5 separate regions of the Homo sapiens genome follow, and all the other regions are linked to region 1. The links are chromatin contacts, found by Hi-C or POLR2A ChIA-PET in ENCODE. All regions are on one chromosome and are shown on one strand. The core of a region is the stretch at or near the end of the contact, and the rest is flanking DNA. Distances in the headings are between cores, read along the strand shown. Region 1 holds the start of RBM4 (RNA binding motif protein 4). Region 2 holds the start of POLD4 (DNA polymerase delta 4, accessory subunit). Region 3 holds the start of PACS1 (phosphofurin acidic cluster sorting protein 1). Region 4 holds the start of CLCF1 (cardiotrophin like cytokine factor 1). Region 5 holds the start of NDUFV1-DT (NDUFV1 divergent transcript).

Evidence for each region. Hi-C counts contacts between places; a loop is a spot of excess contacts on that map. ChIA-PET counts read pairs that join two places held with the same protein, here RNA polymerase II (POLR2A). Pooled maps may share reads with other maps.
Region 2: a loop to region 1 is called in a pooled map, with 6 times the contacts of the local background. The contact joins the promoter of POLD4 here to the promoter of RBM4 in region 1. A Hi-C loop is called at or near these places in 1 of 37 single-sample maps with no recorded cell type and 5 of 50 pooled maps. POLR2A ChIA-PET finds 5 or more read pairs at or near these places in 1 of 52 experiments (GM12878).
Region 3: a map of adrenal gland shows a loop between it and region 1 (5-fold over the local background). The contact joins the promoter of PACS1 here to the promoter of RBM4 in region 1. A Hi-C loop is called at or near these places in 1 of 168 maps with a recorded cell type or tissue (adrenal gland) and 4 of 50 pooled maps. POLR2A ChIA-PET finds 5 or more read pairs at or near these places in 1 of 52 experiments (WTC11).
Region 4: a pooled map shows a loop between it and region 1 (4-fold over the local background). The contact joins the promoter of CLCF1 here to the promoter of RBM4 in region 1. A Hi-C loop is called at or near these places in 1 of 50 pooled maps. POLR2A ChIA-PET finds 5 or more read pairs at or near these places in 4 of 52 experiments (GM10248, MCF 10A, PC-9 and 1 more).
Region 5: a loop to region 1 is called in a pooled map, with 4 times the contacts of the local background. The contact joins the promoter of NDUFV1-DT here to the promoter of RBM4 in region 1. A Hi-C loop is called at or near these places in 1 of 50 pooled maps. POLR2A ChIA-PET finds 5 or more read pairs at or near these places in 2 of 52 experiments (B cell and HEK293).

The regions. Positions count from the first base shown.
Region 1 is chr11:66,637,402-66,640,101 of GRCh38, forward strand. It overlaps RBM4 (RNA binding motif protein 4), which reads left to right and starts at 1,302. Exons shown (of 4, transcript NM_002896.4): 1 at 1,302-1,351; 2 at 2,299-2,700. The coding sequence starts at 2,311. The region is part of intron 1 of RBM14-RBM4 (RBM14-RBM4 readthrough); the gene reads left to right. RefSeq lists enhancers at 753-1,466, 1,231-1,600, 1,467-2,178.
Region 2 is chr11:67,352,115-67,354,814 of GRCh38, forward strand. It overlaps POLD4 (DNA polymerase delta 4, accessory subunit), which reads right to left and starts at 1,432. Exons shown (of 4, transcript NM_021173.5): 1 at 1,189-1,432; 2 at 874-963; 3 at 577-688. The coding sequence starts at 1,285. The region is part of intron 2 of LOC100130987 (a long non-coding RNA gene); the gene reads left to right. RefSeq lists enhancers at 112-694, 695-1,276, 1,270-1,319 and a silencer at 1,500-1,749.
Region 3 is chr11:66,068,723-66,071,521 of GRCh38, forward strand. It overlaps PACS1 (phosphofurin acidic cluster sorting protein 1), which reads left to right and starts at 1,550. Exons shown (of 24, transcript NM_018026.4): 1 at 1,550-2,120. The coding sequence starts at 1,765. It overlaps SF3B2 (splicing factor 3b subunit 2), which reads left to right. Exons shown (of 22, transcript NM_006842.3): 22 at 1-586. The coding sequence ends at 23. RefSeq lists silencers at 1,110-1,729, 1,740-1,789, 1,940-2,069, 2,080-2,229, 2,290-2,494.
Region 4 is chr11:67,372,290-67,375,150 of GRCh38, forward strand. It overlaps CLCF1 (cardiotrophin like cytokine factor 1), which reads right to left and starts at 1,309. Exons shown (of 3, transcript NM_013246.3): 1 at 1,235-1,309. The coding sequence starts at 1,250. The region is part of intron 2 of LOC100130987 (a long non-coding RNA gene); the gene reads left to right. RefSeq lists silencers at 698-1,037, 1,598-1,647.
Region 5 is chr11:67,605,256-67,607,955 of GRCh38, forward strand. NDUFV1-DT (NDUFV1 divergent transcript) reads right to left here and starts at 1,451. Exons shown (of 3, transcript NR_130935.1): 1 at 1,364-1,451; 2 at 638-756. NDUFV1 (NADH:ubiquinone oxidoreductase core subunit V1) reads left to right here and starts at 1,681. Exons shown (of 10, transcript NM_007103.4): 1 at 1,681-1,821. The coding sequence starts at 1,750. RefSeq lists enhancers at 1-290, 1,190-1,249, 1,630-1,759.

The sequences.
Region 1 (2,700 bases), core at 52-2,551:
CACTCTTTTTTTTCCCCCCCAAACTCTGACTTCACCTTTCTCTTTATGAAACCGTTCTCTTTTTGGGGCGGGGGTGGTGGTGAAGAAGCTGCTTTGGATGGTGGTGTGTGGTACTTGTGTCATCTTCACTCCTGATGATCCCTTTCCTCATAAACTCTGCACTGCTTTTAGCCTGTTTTGTTCGTGTTATAAGTTCTTCCATCCAGTCCCTGCACTCCACCTTTTAACCCTTTTCAAAAGCTGCTTCGCAAAGGGTCTTGACTAAAGTTGCTTGCTTAATGAATATGAAGCAGCCTAAGGATGAGAGAAAACGAGGCAGCAGCTGGACCCTCTGGAGAATGTTACTTTGTATTTTGTTTACAGCTGGTTGTGACTAAGCTCTGTCCTCTAAAGTCGGTTCTAGGGGATTAAAACAGCTCTGGCTGATGGCGCCCAATAAAATAAAACAAAAAAACCTTTGCTGCTCCAGTTTTTTCTCAGGGTGGGGTCGGGGTATACTTTAAATCTCCATGGTCTCAGAAAGGTTTCTTCATCGCGGACCCTGGGAGGCTGGTTCCCAGAGGGAACTTGTCCTCAGCGTCTCCTGGACAGTGCAGCCTCCTGCCGGGCCTACTTCTGGAAGGCCATTACAGAGGTCCTTTCACCACCTGTGAGAGGTTTGATTTTGGGGGAGCTCCGGGACTCTCAAGGCTACAGTGTGGACTGCTGGCCCAAGGAGAAGGTTGGTTTCCTGAAGTGGTGGGTGGTGGGTTGGGGGGGGTCTTCGTTGTTTTTCTTCCCTGGCATGTGCCTGCATAAGCTATTTCCACAGCGTCCTGGCCGCGAGGGGGGGTGGTGCTTGGGAGGTTAGAGGGAGACACCTAGAGTGAACGGCAAAATGGAGCGCGGAATACTGTCTGGCTGTGCACGTGGAGGTGGCGAAATGTGGAAGCTTAACGAAGTTGGCGCCATGAAGCTAAAGACTGCTACCCCGGGGCTCTAGCTCGCTCCGCCTAATGGCGGGCCGCACCCCGCCGGCGAAGCCCACGTTTGTAGGTCCGCCCTCACGCTGATCTCTTGCCCAATCAGCGAGTTCGGCTTCGCGAGGTTGGTGCCCATTGGCTTTCGCATAAAAGCTCCGAGGTTACAGACGTTTCCACCTCTTGCCGGCCTCTTAGGTAATTGGCGTCCGTGGTAACCAATCAGGAAGAGGATCTGAGGGAACGCCGGCCTTTTACTTTCTTGAGTGGCCAATCCGGTTGTAGGCTCACCTCCCCCTTCTACTCAGAGCACTGCTGCGGCCGCCGCCATTTTAGCGTTTTGTCAGAAGCGTCCGCGCCGCGAGGAGGAGGCCCTGCTGGTTTCTGTGCGGGTGAGACTCCGAGCCTTTCCACTGCCTTTCTTGTACTGTGTTAAATCTTCTCTCACTCCCTTGGGCTTCGGGGGTGTCCTGGTAGGTCCGCAGTCTCCACACCCGTCACTGAGAGCCGACCTCGGTCCTCGGCATTGCGCGGTAAGCCGGGAGCAGCCCTTCCCCCACCGCCCCCTGAGAATACCTTGCTTTTTTTCGCCCACCCTGTCCCGCGCCCGACATGGCTGCTCTTGGAGCCTCGAGATTTCCACTGGGATAACCCCCTTTCCCTTATATCTGACAGTTACATTCTCGTTTCGGGAATTTCTCGGGCCGTGAGACATCGTCTGGTTAATGAATCTGAAGCTCTTTTCCGCGGCCGCGCATTTCAGTGTTCGGCAGGAGCTAGGACGGTGCCCCGAGAGAGGCGTTCACCACTCCAGTATTTCCTTTATCTCCCACTCCTCGCTGTCTGATCCGAGTCGCGCGTTCATTACTTCCAAAGGAAACTCAAATGTAGCTATTACAAGGCCCATTTTCCCGGAAATGATGGCTGCTTTGGTTCCTACGTGAGGAAAAGCCTGTTGATAATTTCAGGCAGGCAGTCAGCAAGCCTAGTAGACTTTTGTTTTCTGTTGTCCTCCTAGTGGATAGAAAAGCCTAGTACCCCCATTTCTTCATATGCTGTCTTTCATGCCCATTTCTGTTGGAAGGTATCGGTTCTTACCAAACCCTTTGTCTACTAAGGACCTCCCTATTGCAGACGTCTTCTTATTCTTACAGGTTCATGGCGGCTACTATAGCAGGCCTTAGTTCACTCCCACTTCCATTTGATTATTGTGTGGAGGTGTGTGTGCAGGCGTGTGAGAGAGAAAACTGGAAATATACATTAGAGTGAAAGTCGTTGTCTTTTGTGAACGGATGTGGGCCTGAGGTCTTTTGTCAGATGTCTTGTTTTTCTCTCCCAGGCTCTTGTCAGGATGGTGAAGCTGTTCATCGGAAACCTGCCCCGGGAGGCTACAGAGCAGGAGATTCGCTCACTCTTCGAGCAGTATGGGAAGGTGCTGGAATGTGACATCATTAAGAATTACGGCTTTGTGCACATAGAAGACAAGACGGCAGCTGAGGATGCCATACGCAACCTGCACCATTACAAGCTTCATGGGGTGAACATCAACGTGGAAGCCAGCAAGAATAAGAGCAAAACCTCAACAAAGTTGCATGTGGGCAACATCAGTCCCACCTGCACCAATAAGGAGCTTCGAGCCAAGTTTGAGGAGTATGGTCCGGTCATCGAATGTGACATCGTGAAAGATTATGCCTTCGTACACATGGAGCGGGCAGAGGATGCAGTGGAGGCCATCAGGGGC
Region 2 (2,700 bases), core at 182-2,681, 710 kb after region 1:
TTATTCTTGGCCATGCCCATAGTCCTTGGGAAACCCCTCAGTTCTAAATAGATAGTTCCTTGGGTCCTGGGTGTACCTTTGCCCCCCACTAGCTTGTAGAGGTAAGAATTATTGGCCGGGTGTGGTGGCTCACGCCTGTAATCCCAGCACTTTGGGAGGCTGAGGTGGGTGGGATCACGAGGTCAGGAGATCAAGACCATCCTGGCTAACACGGTGAAACCCTGTCTCTACTAAAAATAGAAAAAATTAGCCGGGCGTGTTGGCGGGCGCCTGTAGTCCCAGCTACTTGGGAGGCTGAGACAGGAGAATGGCGTGAACCCGAGAGGCGGAGTTTGCAGTGAGCCGAGATCGCGCCACTGCACTCCAGCCTGGGCAACAGAGCAAGACTCTGTCTCAAAAAAAAAGAATTATTATAGTGGCGTGTCCTCCTGAGCCAGGCACCTCATAGAATCTTCTTGCCTGTTCAGCAAGGCCTTCCAACCCTCCATCCATTTCTCCCTCAGGTCAGGACAGCAGGGTGACAGTGCCTGGAGAAGGCCCTGGCTCCCCTGAAAGCCCTCCCGGCCTGTCTCTGACCTGCACTGGAAGCGGGGGTCTCCGGGGTGGGTCTTCAGCACCTGCCACACCTCTGGGGGAGGCTCCAAGCCCATCTGCTTGGCCCGACACCAGCGCTGCAGCCGTGTGATCCCTGCCAGGGTGGGAAGAAGACTCTGGAGACTTGTGGGGGGTGGGGTAGAGTCTGAGCTGGAGAATGTGTGTGTTGGGGGGAGACAGTTCCTGAGGGTCAGAGTCACGCAAGCGCTTGGGTGACTTCAGAGACGTGTGGGTGACTGGCTGGGAGAGGCGCCTCCGTGGGGCTGGGTGGGTTCTCACCGGTGCAGGGCCCGTACTGCCAGGCCAGGTCAAACTGCCTCAGCAGCTCCAGCTCCGCTTCCTCCTCGTCGCGGGGCTGGGGCTCCTCCCCTGCAATGACAGCTGCTCTTCAGTACGAGGTTGGCTTCAGTCTCCTGCCCCTCACCTCCCAGCCTTCCTCACCACCGCTTTGCCTCTGCCACCCCGCAGCTAGACCTGGTGTCGGGAGGGGAGGACAGGCCACCTTTCCCTTTCCATCGGCCCCTCCGCCCCTCTAGGGGCCTCCTCTAGGCCCCTCCGTGTCCACTCCTCCTGCCTCCCTCACACCTCAGAGACCTAGCTCGGGTGCCAGCTCCCCCTTGCTGTGCCCAGCGGGCCCCTCCCTCCTCTTCACAACCGGGTAGGAATCAGTGATGAGCCGCTTCCGGCCCATGGCGGCCACCCAGGCAGGCAGAGAAGGAGGCAACTGCGGGGAAGAGGAGAGACCGGCCAGTGGGCGCGAGAAAGACAGCTGCTGAGAGAGACAGACGGGGCCAGGCCAGCGGCGGGCAGACAAGATGACCCAGACAAACCGAGAGAGGAAGTCGCCGGGGTCCAGGGAGGGACGCCTCCCCCACCCCCAAAAGCACGCAAACAGGAAAGACTTCAGCCAATGGCAGGCCGCCTATGCGGGGCGGGGCCCTGGCGCTAGCCAATGGTAGGCAGTGTAGGGTGAGGGGCGGGGCGGTGCCTCAGCTGTGGGCCGCGGGAGGAGGGGCAGGCTGGGGCGGGGGACCTGTCGGGATGCCCCGACTTCACCACCTTCCCCGGCCCCCATTGGTCTGCTGTGGGTCCCGAGAGACTTCAGGAGAGTTATCTTCAGCCTCTCACTTCCCGTTTTCCCTTCCTAGGCAAATGTTCTTTTCAGCTTCGCTAATCCCCGTGGCCAGTTTGTAACTCCCTAGAGTCCAGCTGGAGCCTTCACTCGGTCCTTTGGCCCGCCCCGCCTTGTGGGGGCAGGTCTGGAGGTCTGAAGAGAGTTTGGGCTAATCCAGGCCCCTTCCCGGCTCCCACCCAACCCCCACTGGCCCCAGGAGACCTGGCTGGAGAAGCCCATGGGTTCTGAAACCTCCTTTCTCACAGTCTGTGCCCAAAGATGCTGCCCACTCTTAGTCCGAGTAAGTGTTTGCCGTTTTGACTCTCCTGGGGTCCCAAGTCGTGTCCGGCCCGCCCCACCAGTCAGGAAGATTCCATACTGAGTAGGAAGGCAGAGCAAGGGTCTGGTCCCCCCACCACAATGTGTTTGGATCCCTAGTTCTTCACTGGCAAAATCTGCCCTGTCTCTCACAATAATGTGAGTCTGAGCAGAAAATATTAATAATAAACCTAACACTCATTGCACGTACCATGTGCCAAGTACTGTTCTAAGCACTTTCCCACATGTTAATTAAAATAGATGTCAAAAAGTTTTTGAAAGTAGGAAGTATAGCTAAATGATTATCACTGCTGATAGTCACAGGCATTGTAGGGCCCCAATCAAACCACAGTCTCTCTTGCACCCCAGGAGCTCACTGTCACAAGGCAGACAGATGCACAGTTGTCAGTGAGAGGCTATAATTCCTACCAGAAGAGGGAAAGGGTGGGTCAGAGATTGGTTAGGACCACAGGGATGATTAGCATTGGAAGGCCTCCTGGAGGAGGTGGACTGCTGTAAACAATGTCTCTCAATTCTCCACCCATGACCTTTGTCCCTTGGGCTCCTGTCATCACTGACTCACCCATACTGCTGCCTCCCCCTCACCAACTTCCTGGCAGGAGGCAAAAGTACTGGCCAGTGGGAGTCTGGGAACCAGCACAGGGACCAGCCCA
Region 3 (2,799 bases), core at 300-2,799, 570 kb before region 1:
AATATAAGGAGTTCAAGTTTTAGGTCCCCTCACACTAGCCCTTTTTTTGGCCCTACGTCTGGATGCCTGGGCTTCACACAAGAACCACCTCTCCCGCAGTTCCCAAGGACTTGTCATTTCATGTTCTTATTTTAGACCTGTTTTGTAAATAAAGCTGTTTCCCAAGGAAAGAGATGAATATTTAACACTCCTGAGCCTCCCTCATCTCCTTTTAGCCCCTTCTTGCAAAAGGACTAAAATAGTCTCTTTCTACAATCACTGGGCTGCCCCAGTAACCACGAACATAAACTGGGATTAGACGGCGCATTTGACTGGTGGTGACGCCAACCCCAGGCTGAAATCTGTGTTTCACCACTGCCCTGCTTTGTAGGAAGGCTTGGGGGAAGTACCTCTAGGTCTGGTTTGACCTTACTACTTTGTCCTTGGGGAGTAAAAATAGCCAGATTAGCGCCCTAGCGCGGCAGAGGAAGTAACAGTGGGCTTGGGAAGTAGGCCAGGGCAGGCCTTCCCAACTGACCTTGTGACCAGAAGTTCAAGTCCTTACCTGTGCGACAACATAGCTCAAAAGCTAAATTGTCTTGAGTCCATATGAACCCTTGGGTTCAAGCAACACTAGTCGCTGGGGTTTGGGATTTGTATGTGGGATGGGGGGACTTACTTTCTCCAGGTTGTAATCTGGTCCTGAGCAGCCTTTCTGACAGACTAGAGCAGGCTGGATCACTGGCTCCCATGGGCATTTGCCAGCCTGTGGGGAGGGTAGTCATGCGCTGCTGTTGTACTACTGTTGGTGTTTAAGTGCACCAGTGGAGGCGCTCACTTGCCGGAGGGTTCAAGATGGTCTCGGGGTTGTGGGGGGCATGATCCAGATAGGACGTGGCAGCTGAGCTAGGCCTTAGGAGGAATGGAATTTTAGAAATTTGGTAAGCAACAAAGCACTGGCACTCTAAAGAGGCATTTGGGGGGTAGGGAAAGAAGAGGAAGGTTGGCTCCAGATGGGCCCCGGGGTAGCTTGAGAATTCACTTATGCGAAGAACCTTCTGGACTCCAGGTCCCTGAGCCCCCGCTTGCCCTCGGGGCGGGAACTTCCCGGATCACAGGCACCCGCGGTGGCAGCGGGCCCCGGGTCTCCGCCGACCTCTCTGTTTGCCGGGGCCGCAGGGCAGGGCTAGGTCGGCAGGCGGAGAGCCGGCTTCCCCGGGCAGACCCCCACCGCTGGGGGCGGGTTCCGCATTGGCTCCGAAGACCCGAGGGGCCGAGGCGCGCTCCCGCGGCGGCCCCCTCCCTGCAGGGACCGAATCCCGGAAAAGCCGGGTTTCCGCTGGCGGGGCCGCGGCCGGCCGTGGGCGGGGAGGGGAGGAGCGGGGGCAGACTGGCAGCGGATTTGAGGGCAGGACCCGTGGGCGCGCGCTGGCCACAGACCACCCCTTCTACTCCGCGGGAGCGAGGGGCGCGCGTGGCTGCACGCAGGGCGCGAGCGCGCCCGGCCCGGCCCCTCCGCGCTGGGTGGGGCCGCGCGGGCCGGGCTCCCCGCCCCCTCCCGGACACGCCCACCCGTGTCGGCCTCGCGAGCCGCAACAGGCAGCGGCGGTCGAGCGCGAGGCCCGCGCGCCCAGAGGCCCCGCGCGTGCGTGCAGCTCGCTGGCTGCTCGCGCTCGGGCAGGCGGGCTGAGGAGGCTGCCGCGCCCCCGCCGCCGCCGCCGCGGGGGAAGCCTGGGAGCCAGATCGGCGTCGCCTCGGCCTCCGTAACCCCCGCCTAGCCGGGCCATGGCGGAACGCGGAGGGGCGGGCGGTGGTCCCGGAGGCGCCGGGGGCGGCAGCGGCCAGCGGGGATCCGGGGTCGCCCAGTCCCCTCAGCAGCCGCCGCCGCAGCAGCAGCAGCAGCAGCCGCCGCAGCAGCCGACGCCCCCCAAGCTGGCCCAGGCCACCTCGTCGTCCTCGTCCACCTCGGCGGCGGCTGCCTCCTCCTCGTCCTCGTCTACCTCCACCTCCATGGCCGTGGCGGTGGCCTCGGGCTCCGCGCCTCCCGGTGGCCCGGGGCCAGGCCGCACCCCCGCCCCGGTGCAGATGAACCTGTACGCCACCTGGGAGGTGGACCGGAGCTCGTCCAGCTGCGTGCCTAGGTGAGCGCGGGAGGGTGCGGCGGGGCGCCGGGGGAGCGGGGTGGCCGCCGGGGCCCAGCCCTCCCCGCCCCAGCGCCCATGGGGTCCCCGCCCTCCATCTCCCCGACTGTCCCGCGGCCCGGCCTGGCTCCAGCCAGGCCTCCCGGGACTCCTGCCACGGGGACCCGCCCTCTCCTGGCAGCCCCACCTTCTGCCTGGGGCCGGGACCACCCTTCTGTCCTCCCCGAGGGACCTTCTGGCCTCGGCCCCGGGCTTTCTCCGATTGGGCTGACCGAATCCGGCCTTCCTGGCAGTCAGTTTCCCTGAGTAAGTCACTCTCCTGCCTCGCCGGCGCCGGGAGCTGTACATACATGGATGTGGTATAGATCTCTTGATATTATTATTTCCCAATAGACTCAGCATGTGCCAAACTCGATTGTCACCTCTTGCAGGTAAAGCTCATATAATCACCCTAGGGGCTTCTCATTAGCCTTCGGCACACATGTTCATTTGAACTTCATATTACACACGTTCTGTCCCAAGCGCTAGGCTCTTAGTTTTGGGGCCCTATTTAATGTGTCCTCAAGTGTATTTTTACCTCCCCTCCCCCACTAAAACTGGTCCCAGAATCTCCCAGCTCTGCAGGGCTGTATGAAATTACTGCCTTGTTCCTAAATTCAATCCATTGCTCTCTGTCTGT
Region 4 (2,861 bases), core at 59-2,558, 730 kb after region 1:
AGGCTGGGAGCTGGGGGAACAGGGGTCCTCTGGGATTGGGAGGGTCTGTGGGGAGGGCTCCAGAAGCCCAGCACGGAGTTGTGGAAAGGAAGGCGGGTGGGGAGAGCAAGCATGAGGGGACCTCTGGCGAGCCCCGGGGACTCTTTCGAAGGTTTCCTTCGAGGGGCTCGGCCGGGAAGCTGCACGGCGGCGGTTGCCAGCTGGCCCTCCCTGCTGGCGGTGACCTCTCGCTCTGGGACCCCTCCCGGCGCTGCGCCTTCCCCCTGTGTGGCCTCGGCGCCCCCGGCCCCGCCCCCTCCCGCTCCCGCCCGGTCGCTCCTTCCCCGCGGCGGGGGCGGGGGCGGGGGCGGGGGCGGGGTCCGGGGCACCGGGCTCCGGGCTCTGCCCGGCGCTGCCCTTTCCCGCGCGTCAACTCCCCTCCTGCCCGGGCTGAGCGGCTGCTCCCGCCGCTCCCTGGCCAGTGACAGACTTTTTCCTGCCGGGTCCGGCCCGGCTGCGCCAGCCCCCCGCCAAACAATAATCACTCCCAGGCCACGGTGGCCCGGGGGACTCGCGGCCGCCGCCCGCCGCCCCTACCTGCCGCCGGCTCCCCGGCCGTGGGCACCATGGAGGGTTCCGGCCGCGCGGCGCGTAGCTAGGAAGCCGCGAGTCCCGCGGCGCGGCTCGGCCCGTCCGGCCCGGCCCAGCCAGGCTCGGCGCTGCCCTCCGCCCTCCTCTCCGCCGCCCGCCCTTCCTCCCGCCCGCCCTCCTACCCCTCCCGGCGGGCCGGGGAGGGAGAGCGGCGCGGCCCGAGGTGTCGGCCTCCCCTCGCCTCCCGCCGCCCGGCCTCGGGCTCCCCCGGCCTCCCTCCCTCTTCCTCTCCCAGCCCCTCCTCCCACCCGCAGCCTCGCTCCCCGCCTCGGACTCTCTGGCCCCGACTGGTGCGCGGGGCTCTGGGGCTGCGGCTCCTACGGCCCGCCTCGCTGGGGCTCCAGGTTGCCGCCTCCCCAGGTCTGCGATCGTCCGGGCTCCCCGCCGCTCCCGGCCACCTCCTGGCCCCGCCGTGCGGACTCCAGGAATGCCGCGTCCCCGCCCGGCCCCTCTCGAGGGCGCCCAGCCGTGCCTCCCCCGGCCCGAGCCCAGCTCCCTGGCCCGGCCCCGGCGCGGGGCTCCCGGGGGTCAGGGCAGGACGGGAACCGGATCTCGTGGCTGCTTGGCGGGGCGGGGGTCGGGGCCTCGGCCGCCTGGCTCCTACCTGCTCGGAGGTCCATGGGGCTGGGGCCGGGCCGGCCGGGTGCGGCTCCTCTCCCGGAGGCTGGCGGAGTGGGAGGGCGAGCCGCGGCTCCGGCGAAGCTTTAATAATCCCATCCGCCAGGCCCACTCGCAGGTTTTTTTCGCTCGGTTTCGGATTTTTTTTTTTTTTCGGTGTGGGACATTCTGCAAACTTTTTTTTTTTTTTTCTGACGTGTAAAGCTGTAACCACAAATTGTAGCGGCCCTCCCCGGGGTGGGGGTAGGAGGGGGGAGGAGGGAAGGGAGGGCTTCTGGGGCTCCCTCTCCCTCCCACAGCACCGAGGGGGGGTGAGGTGAGGCGAGGCTGTGGCGGTACCACCCTGGGCCTCCTGGGGGAGGGGGCGGGGAGGCCATCAGTCCGTCTGAGGACTCCCAGGAGCCGGGGGACAGCGCCGGCTTCGGGTGGGCTTCTCCCCAGGCGTTGGCCTGGGACACCGCCCCCTGCCCCCTGTCCCCTGCCGATGCGGGGTCCCTGATCCAACCTACCTCTGCCTGTGCGAGGTCCCTGCTCCCACCCTACCTCTGCCTCCTCATCTCTAACCTTCCCTCCTCCTCCCCCTTGAGTAAATGCAATGACACATTCTCCCAAATGCCAGCGAGCTGGCCTGGGAGCAAGTGATGGTGTTTTTCCTGCTGCCCTTTGTCTGGGCTGACCGCCCCCCCTGCCTATTGTCCCGCCGCTTGTCCCATTTCCAAAAGCTAGAGCTAAGCGAGGCGCTGGGGCTGGGGCAGGTGACTAACCAGCTCACAATGCCCCCTGCGGGGGAGGAAGAGGGCACTGCAGGCCCACTGCCCGGCCCAGAGGCGAGAAGAGGCCACTTGGCGGGACTTTTTCCCTCAAGTTCACAAGGTTCTTCATTCTTCCTCCAGTGACCAGGGAGAATGTACATGGGTGGGGGATTTGTAATTCATTAATCAGCACGAGGCAACGGACCAGTTTCAACACCACAGGCTTCTTGGGTGACTCAGCGGGAATGCTCCGATTCAAGGCGATGGACCGCCCGAGCGTCCCCATTTGTGAAATGTTTCCCCATGAAGACCCTGGCATTCTCCTTCCTTTGGGGTTTCGGGTTGTTGGTTTTTCCGGTGGTGAGGTGGGGGTGGCTTAGCGGTGAGGGCTCCCCCTCCTTCCCGCAGGCCTGGGTTGGGATTTGCTGGGCAGGATACCTGGGGGTATGCCTGGACCCTCCCAGAGGGGGTCCCCTCCTCCCTCTCCAAGGGCTGCCGGGGAGAACACGCTCAGAGGAGGCAGCTCTAACCCAGGGCTGGGGACTGCCCTGCTTCATGATTTTCCTGGGGGAGAGTCATGTGGTCCCCAAGGCTTGGGTGCCCTATAGCCACACCACCAATTAAATCACTGGGTAATAAGTTGCTTTTGTTGTTGTTTATTTATTGTTTCAAAGTGGGAGAGGCCAGTGGTGGGCCAGACCTGGAAGGTGATGCCTCTCCCTGGAGTGGCATCAGAGATTTGTCTCCCACTCCTTCCTGGTGCCCCTGGAATGGGAGGGCACTCTGCCAGTCCAGCCCCAGCGCCTCCAACCTGTGGCCTGGGCAGGCATCCTGATCATGGCCAGTGCTGGGTCCCAGGGC
Region 5 (2,700 bases), core at 201-2,700, 970 kb after region 1:
CTCCTGTCCCCAGCATCCCCAACCTGCATCTCCCTCAGCCTGTATTCCTTTGACCCAGTTAGAGACAGATGAGGAAGGAATCCACCCGCTGGGCTGGCTCTGACCTGCCCCCCTTCTTCTGCCCCAAAGGGAGGGATCCGAGGACTCAGGTCTGAGCCCGGATTAGCTGTGTAATCCCCAGCTTTGCCTAGGCAACCTCTTTCCCTGACCAAGAGAGGGGGCCTGCGGCTGGCAGCCAGGACTCCTGGGCTCTGGGCCTGATACTACTCTATCTGTCTGGGAAACCTCAGACAGGGAAGAGATTTCTTGGTGCCTCTCTTGGGAATGTCACTGACGTCCACAGTGACTGTCACATGCGTGTCAGTTGTTCTGTGGGTTTGCTGTGTGCGGGGCACTGTGGAAAGGAAGAAAGGCCTAGATTCCAGTCCAGCTCCACCACTCAGCAGCTTCATGCCCACAGACAAAGGACAAAATCCCCCTGAGCCTCAGTTTTTTCGTGGACAAAATGGAGTGAACACCTTGTGGGGCTGCTGTGGGGTATGTGAGAAAATAGCTGCAAAGGAGTTTTGTAAACAGCACGTTTTAGAGAGATCAGGAAGGATGATTACAGCACAAAAGAACAGAGATGGTTCCTCACCATGAGGACTGGAAAAGAGCTGGGGAGAGCAGGCCAAAAAGGTCACTCTTATCACGAGGACCACAGCAGAGGGTTCCAGGAAACTGAAAAAGACGAGTTCATCAGGCTTCCAAGACCTCCTGGGAAGGCAAAGGACAGAGGGACCTCCTCAGGTCAGGGGAAAACCGAGGGAGGGGGACAGCCACACAAACGCCCTAAAGTCTAATGACGGCAGAAAGGGGTCTTGGGGGACGGGGGTGGGGTTCACAGCAGTGGCCTGGGCGTGATGACCCTGGCGAAGGACGGGGTCGCAGAGCCCTTAAATCCTGGACCAGTGGCTGATTCCAAAAGCAGCAGGGACCATGCCAGGATTTTGGGCAGAAGCAGAAAGTGCTGGACTCTCCTGACAAGAGCTGAGAGAACTCAGCGGCGCCAGCAAGAGTTTGTGCCGTGCACTGACCATCTGCATCCTCTCTGCCTCACCCCAGCCTAGGATTCCGTGACAGGCCCTCTGGGAAGAACTCCGCGAACAACCCCCTGCCTTGGAGTCTGCAATCCTTCCTCGAGCACACGGACGCCCGGGGTGGGGAAGCCCACAGTCTGGCAGGGCTCGCACTGGGCAGAATAATTGCAACGTAGTCATGAGGATCGGGCTATGACCTGCCTGACTTTTCACTCCTCCCATGATACACCGATGCATACCGCAGGTGCACACTAAACGCCGAATCTATAGAAAGTGGAACACACCAGGACCCAGCAGAAGGCGACATGCGAGGTTTGTTTACTTGTGGCATCAAAGGCTGGGAGCCGGCGAGCTAAGGAGGGAGCGAAAGAGCGAGCGGTGGGGACAGCCACCGCTAAATGCCAGCCCGGTGGAGGGAGGAAGGCGGACCCCAGGCCGGTGGGACCACATCTCCCAGAAGCCCCGGCGCCAAGGCACTGGCCTCTCAGTCCTCCCCCGAGGAGGCGGGGCCGCTGGCGAAGTTGAAGGGGCGCAGCGATACCGGTGCGCGGCGCTGGCGTCGGGCGCGTGACGTCTTTCCTGCGCGCCACCTAGCGTCTCTATCGCGCCAGTTCCTCAGCCTCAGTGCTATGAAGGTGACAGCGTGAGGTGACCCATCTGGCCCGCCGCGATGCTGGCAACACGGCGGCTGCTCGGCTGGTCGCTTCCCGCGCGGGTATCTGTGCGTTTCAGCGGCGACACGGTGAGGCCCAGCCTGGCTGGGGCCACGGGTGTTTGGGGCCGGGTGTCGCGGCCGCGCCCGTGCACGAGCAGTCCCTGGGGTCTGTAGTGGCCTCTGGAGAGCCCTTCTCCCCAGGCCAGGCGGGAAGGCCCCCGCTCCGGCCTGGTTGAAGTAGGGGAACGGGTCCCAACGCGGGGCCGACTCCCTTGACCCTCTGACTTGCTGGCTTCCCTTGTTTTACAGTCCTCGGCCTGGCGGAAGTTTTGCAGGTTGTGAAGACCCCTAGTCTTTCATTCTCTCCTTGTCACAGCCTTGTAGGGCGTGAAGGGGTCATTGCCCCATTTAGGGATGCGCACCTCCTGATTTCCCGTCCACTGCTCTGCGCCCTGAAGTGGCTGAAAAGTGCTCTTAAAAGGATGGGAATCCCGTCGCCCTCAGCTGGTGCGCTCTCCACTGGGTCGTGGGGCTCCTCATTTCATCCTAAGTGAGCCCCTCCATCACCTGTGTGTTAAGGAGGCATTTCTTTCCCATCAGTAAACACATTTCGCCTCTTCGGCCGAGGTAGGAATATAAAAGGCCCCTGGCCTACCCAAGTTTTGGTCCAGCAGGGGAGCCAGGCCGGGAAAGGGCCAAGCTGCCACACTCGGCTTGTGGGGCTGTGTGGTGCCGTGATGCAGCTGTGGGTTTGGCCACCGACAGACCTGGGCTCAAATTGGACCTGCTGCTTTTGACTGTGAGACCTTCCATAAGCTCCTTTTGCTCCAAGCCTCAGTTTTCTCCTCTGTGAAACAGAGAAAATCGTTCCTATCAGAGTTCTTATGAGGATGAAATGGGATTTTGGATGTAAAATGCTTCCATCCAGTACCTGCTAAACAAAATGCTTACTAATGGCCGGGCGCG